Regions from separate parts of the Mus musculus genome. Here region 2 is linked to region 1. Evidence: chromatin loops called from intact Hi-C (ENCODE). Cell type or tissue: left cerebral cortex. All regions are shown on one strand. Each heading gives the region's core, and the rest is flanking DNA. Links, peaks and the distances in the headings are about the cores only. Region 1 holds the start of Rbm7 (RNA binding motif protein 7). Region 2 has its middle 45 kb from the start of Nnmt.

Region 1 (2,914 bases), core at 1-2,500:
TTTAAAACACTTTAACGTCTGCAATTTCACACGGAAGTTAAGCGGATAGACTCGGAAACACATCCTGCACGATGCGGCAAAGGCCAATGAACTCAAATGGGAAGGCACGGTACACAGGAAAGAGGAAAGCAAGTACTGAGGTTCCACCTCGGATCCCTGGACTTTTCCAAGGTGGAGACGCAGATGTCCCCATCATCCGACGTCACTTTCGGCCCGAACGCCGCGGAATTCCGGCTCGGCGCGCTCCGCTCCTTGGCCCGGCCTGTGAATGCCACAGCCGCCCTAGGACCGTGCCCGCCCCTTACCTGGTGGAACAGCTCGAAGAGGAGCTCCTCTGTCACCTTCGTCTCCAGGTTACCCACGAACAGAGTGCGGTCGGCCTCTGCGGCCGCCGCCCCCATCTCCGCGCTGTTCCAGTCCCAGGCCTAGGCTGCCTGCTCAGGGCCGACCGACCCTACTGCGCACCCTCAGAAACACTCACGTCCTCCCGTTCAGACGTCACGACGTAAAGGCCCGCCGTGCGCGAGCGCAGACGAGCTACGCACGCGCGCGGGACAAGCGCCCGTTTCCGGCGGCTGCTCCTTCCGCCGTTGCGTGAAAAATGGCTACTGGGGTTGGTAACGGTTGCGTCTGACGCGGGCTGGAGTGACCTGCGGCGCCGCCGAGGGCCCAGTTTGATCGACATACGTCTAGCAAACACTGCAGGCGGTGTTTGAAGATGGCCCAGAACTCGGTGTCGCTGTCCGCCGGCGATCAAGCCAACAGGATGGCCCACCGATCCTCCCAAGGAGATCTCAACCCGTCGGCCATGGCTTGGGCAATGGTCTCCGGAGATAGCTTCCTGGTTACTAGGCTGGATCCGAATCAGCCGGGACCTCGGCCACCAGCGCGACCCAGCGTTCGGGCCGACAGACGTCGAGTCCCTGTCGGTGGCCGCAGCCGGAGCCGAAGCCGCCAAGGCAGATTCTCGCCTTACCCGATCCCAGGCGTCAAGCTCGACCTCTTAAGAAGTGTGCTGCAGCAGCGTCTGGTTGCACTGGGAACTGCTCTCGCAACCCGAATCTCAGCGTAGAACGAATGCCTCCCCTCACTTAGCTTACAAACAAGGCCTCTCCAAAAATCATGTCTTGGTGTGACGGCAGTTTTATTCTTACGCATTTTCACCGATGTGGGCGGTTAATATAGGCTACCAAAGAAAAGTTTAGCCGGGCATAGTGACACACATTTTTAATCTCAAGACTCGGAAAGCAGGCTCTGAGTTACAGGCTAGCCGTTTGTTACATAGTCGAGGGGCTTAATATCCATCCATGTGGGGCCAAGAAGAGGCCAGGAGGGCTTTTCTTAAGTAGTCACAAAGCTAGGTGACTAGTTGTGAATGATGTAGAGTCTTATAGTGCAGACTTGCCGTGTATTAAGGATGGTCTTGAACTCCCCCTTGCCTGGGCCTCCCAGGTGCTGGTGTTTACAGGCGCGAGCCATACACCAGGCTTGAGTAAGCTGCTCAGTATGGAATCCAGCTGTGTCTGAGTTCTACAATCCTCCCTGATTCTCTGGGGCTTCTAATTTAAGCCTCTCTACCCGTGACTACCCTTGAATTCATGTTGAGGAAAAATGTCCTTTATCACATTGCCATTCCCCACCACCTAACTACACCCCCCTTCTGTTTTGTTTTGTTTTGTTTTAGAAATATCTATAGACTCCCAATCTTTGGGGGTGGAGTGTCTCATTTTGTACCTCTGACTATCTTGAAGTTGACAGACATGACTGCCTCTGCCTCCCAAGTGCTGGGATTAAAGGCATGCTCCACCAGGTCTGGTCAGACTCCAATTTTTTTTTTTTTTTAAAGATTTATTTATTATATGTGAGTACACAGTAGCTGACTTCAGACACACCAGAAGAGGGCACCAGATCCTATTACAGATGGTTGTGAGCCACCATGTGGTTGCTGGGAATTGAACTTAGGACCTTCAGAAGAGCAGTCAGTGCTCTTACTCACTGAGCCATCTCACCAGCCCCCAGACTCCAATCTTAAACATACTAAAAACAAGTACTTTTCCAAGTTAAGCCAAATGTACAGCATACTTTTCCAAAGACTTCAAATGAACATTTGCATGGGCCATATTATTTAATCAACTCCCAACTTTATTAGTGTGAATCTACTGTCACAAAATATGCTGGTGGGACCTAAGTCAATCACTGTCACTTGACATTTGTTTTCTGCTCACTGTGATCACTTGGTATCTTTTGTTTTTATCAATCTTAGAATGATTTTATACTGAAATGCCCTTGCTGTGTTGCCCAGGTTGCTCTAGAACTGGAAATCCTGCGTAAGGGTCCCCAGTGATAGGTGTGTACCCAACAGCAGGTGAACTTCATACATCAAGAGCCAGAAGTGCATTCTGGATGGAGAAGCTAATAGGTAACAGCCACACTAGACCTTATTAGGGAGAGTAATGCCACTCTTTATTAAGCGGTAAAGATGGCTTCCCATGTTAACTGTGTTCTGGTTCTCTTAAGTGGCTGATCATTCCTATGCTATTTTCCCTTAACCATGTATTCCCCTAAGTGGTATTGGGAGGAAGTTTGTGGATTTTTGTTTTGTTTTCAGACCCTTGTCTCCTTGGACTTACTTAAAATGAGATAAAGCAGACTGCCACATGCTGCACTGGGATTTTTAGAACCACATCTGCAGAGGAAAATGTAGTGGACATATAGAAGACTGGAAATTGTGACAAAGGGAAGATACTGGCAATATTAGCTACTTTTAATTGAGTGTGGCATTGTGCTAGAGGGTGTTGCTCAGTAGGGTGAGCTGATTGAATTCTGTGCTTGCTGTTGCCTGGATCAGGCACTTAGAATTAAGTAGTGTACAAGGTAGATAGGTGGCTTTGCTCACATGGCGCTTTACACTGTG
Region 2 (2,914 bases), core at 278-2,777, 64 kb after region 1:
TCAAATCATTCTCCCCAACCCCTGGTATTTTTCTCCTCAACTGTGTGGTGGTGGTGGTGGTGGTGGGGTGTGTATGTGTGTGTTTTGAGGGAATTGGTTTTCTACTTTCATTATGTGGGTCCCAGGGACTGGACTCAGGATATCAGTCTTGGCAGCAGGCATGTCTTTAGTCATGAGGCCGTCTTGCTAGCCCAAGACATAAGTTCTTTTTAGCTGGAGTTGCCATTTGGAGAGACCAAAGCACATCATCAGTAGGCAGCCTTAATCAGATGGCTTACTTTTGACAGAGGAAGAAAAAGACATAGGAACTCTACGCATGCGCACTGGTCCTTCACAGGAGGTGCACCTGTCAGCTCCTAGAGGCAAGCAGACAATAAGCACATCTCCAGAACTAGACAGGGTTGGACTTCCCCTACACTTTTGCCTCTTTACCTCTAAGTCTCGTCCTGTAAGGTCAGAGAAAGGAAAAGAGGAAGTGATTCTCTCCAGAGGAAGTGTGCTGATCTGAACACGAGACACCCAGTTCCTCAATTCAGCATCCTGATTACAATGACTGTCCTTCCCTCCCTCACACAGTGGGACTTTTTTGTTGTTATTATTGTTTATAAATCAATAGGCCTCTGACCCAATTATTTGGGAACTATCTGGATTAGAAAATATTGCGACCTTTAAATTTCATACTATAAATTGGCCTCTGACCCAATTATTTGGGAGCTCTCTGGATTAGAAAATATTGCCACCTTTAGATTTCATACTATAAATTTTAACAGGGATGTTTTACTTTATTTAATTACTTAATTATTTATTTTACATCACGATCGCAGCCCCCCTCCTCTTGGTCCCCACCTCGCACAGTCCCCCAACCCCTTCCCTCCTCCCCTGAGAAGGGGGAGGCTCCTCCTGGGTATCACCCCACTCTGGCACATCAAGTTTCTGCGGGACTAGACGCATCCTCTCCCATTGAGCCCAGACAAGGCTGCTCAGTTAGAGGACATGATTCCACAGATAGGCAACAGATTTAGGGACAATCCCCCGCTACTCTCCAGTTGTTGGGGGACGCACAGGAAGACCATATGAAGACTGAGCTGCACATCTGCTACATACGTTTCTTGGCAGGTGGTGAGGGGAGTGGACCATGCAAAACAGAAAGAAACTGGGGATACTTTTCTTGGACAGTTTCTTTAATTATAGAAAGAGACATTTATTTATTTGGGGCTAGGTGATGGGAAGACACATGGGCCACAGCAAGCATATGGAGGTCAGAGGACAATGTATGTCTCAGGGATTAAATCCAGGCCATCAGCCTTGGTGGGACCATTCTTCACCTGCTGAGCCATCTCTCTGGCCTCTGAGATTTGTGAGACAGAGGGAAGTCTTCATGAAGGCTGACTCCACACTCAGGTCTAGAAATGAGCAACTGGCACAGCCCTCCTACTTGTGGCTGATGAAGGAAAAGCACAGGACCCACGAATGTAGATGACAAACATGTTTTCTCAGGATTCTGGAAGAGAGTGTCCTTATTCTTCCTTACAAACCAATCTAGGGACCTTTCATCTTCAGTAGGTGAAAGTGTGCCTGATTACCGAAAGCTACTGGCAGCCATCTTGTGGCCACTTGGGGAAAGACATCTCCAAGGCAGAGGGAGAAAGCAACCATACTTTACCTTCTCTAGAAACATAAATATTTGGAATTATATAGGATATAGCCTTTTCCGATTAGTGTCTTCAATTTAGTAATTTATATATGGTGTGTGTGTGTGTGTGTGTGTGTGTGTGTGTGTGTGTGTGTGTGTGTTTGTGTGTGTGTGTGTGGTTGTGTGTGGTTTGTGTGTTGGGGGTGTGTATTAAACACCAGGTCTCAAACGTGCTAAGCAAGTGCTTTACCTGTAATCTACACCCAAAAACAGTAGTATATGTTTTAGTTTTCCCCCATTACCCAGAAATACTAAAATGTCTTTATCTAGTGATCTACTGAGGAATACCCTGGTTACTTCCAAGTGTAGGAAATGATAAAAAAAAAAAAGTGCCATAAACACCCATGTGCAGAATTTTATATGGATACTCGTTTTCCTCATGGGGTAAAGGCCAGAGTGCAGTTGCTGGCACTACTCACCTGCTAAGAGTAGTTGTAGCTTGCTGATTCTCTTGTAAATGACTTGGCCCTCTCATGCCTGCCAGCTCCGACAGAGAATGCTCACTGCCATCCATCCACCTTGTATGCCAGTGGGGTCCTAGGTTCTGGATTTGGGCTCTGCTCACTGCTGTTCTAGTTTTCATTTCCCAATGACATAGTGTGGAGCATCCTTTCTAGTTATTTGCTGTCATCTGTGCTCTTTGAGGATCGACAGCTTAAGCCCCTTGGCTCATTTTTAATTGGGTTGCTTCTTCTTGTTGAGTTCTAAGGGTCCCCCATTGTAGGGTGCAGCTCTGATGCTAAAGTCCTATTCCCCAATCTGTTCTTGATTTATCAGTAAAGAAAGCCATGGGCCAGTTGCTGGGCAGAAGGTATAGGCAGGACTTCCAGGCCCCTGGATACACAAGAAAGGAGAATGGAGTTTGCCATGCTTTGGAGAGAGAAGAACAAAGAGCCATGTGAGATCTCGAAATGAATGGAGTGGTCACACAGGTTGCTCCCGTCATCGGTGCGTTCTATGTCACTTCCGTCAAGGCAAATTCAAGGTCACCCAGACTTCCTCTTGTGTTGCATTGTAGTTTTACATTTGCTCTGAGATCTACTTCAGGTTACATTTAGAAAGAGCCAAGGAATTGTATCACGACTGCTTTCTTCACATTTGGATGCCTACGTGGTATTCACACTGTAGTGTGAACAAGGCTAGTTTCTCGCCATTAAGTAAGATATTAATCTGTAGGGTTTTTATAGACAGGATCAAGTTAAAGACCTTTTCCTCTAGTCC

What was found. Hi-C counts contacts between places; a loop is a spot of excess contacts. Peaks named below come from ENCODE experiments on the same cell type or tissue, not always from the same donor. Only the 100,000 strongest peaks of a DNase experiment are listed, where the experiment ranks them.
Region 2: it touches region 1 in a loop (2.2-fold over the local background); 4 of 42 quality-filtered maps call a loop at or near these places.

Annotation. Positions count from the first base shown.
Region 1 is chr9:48,494,850-48,497,763 of GRCm38, forward strand. Rbm7 (RNA binding motif protein 7) reads right to left here and starts at 481. Exons shown (of 5, transcript NM_144948.5): 1 at 306-481. The coding sequence starts at 401. It overlaps Gm5617 (predicted gene 5617), which reads left to right and starts at 494. Exons shown (of 1, transcript NM_001004191.3): 1 at 494-1,126. The coding sequence starts at 719. The coding sequence ends at 1,072. In left cerebral cortex, for the core only: a CTCF peak has its summit at 996; a DNase peak (open chromatin) is centred at 529; H3K4me3 peaks cover 1,488 bases; H3K27ac peaks cover 1,186 bases.
Region 2 is chr9:48,558,402-48,561,315 of GRCm38, forward strand. It overlaps a transcript of Nnmt not described here. Among named protein-coding and RNA genes, the nearest start is that of Nnmt, 45 kb to the right of the region's middle. In left cerebral cortex, for the core only: a CTCF peak has its summit at 1,609 (motif pointing left); DNase peaks (open chromatin) are centred at 428 and 1,586.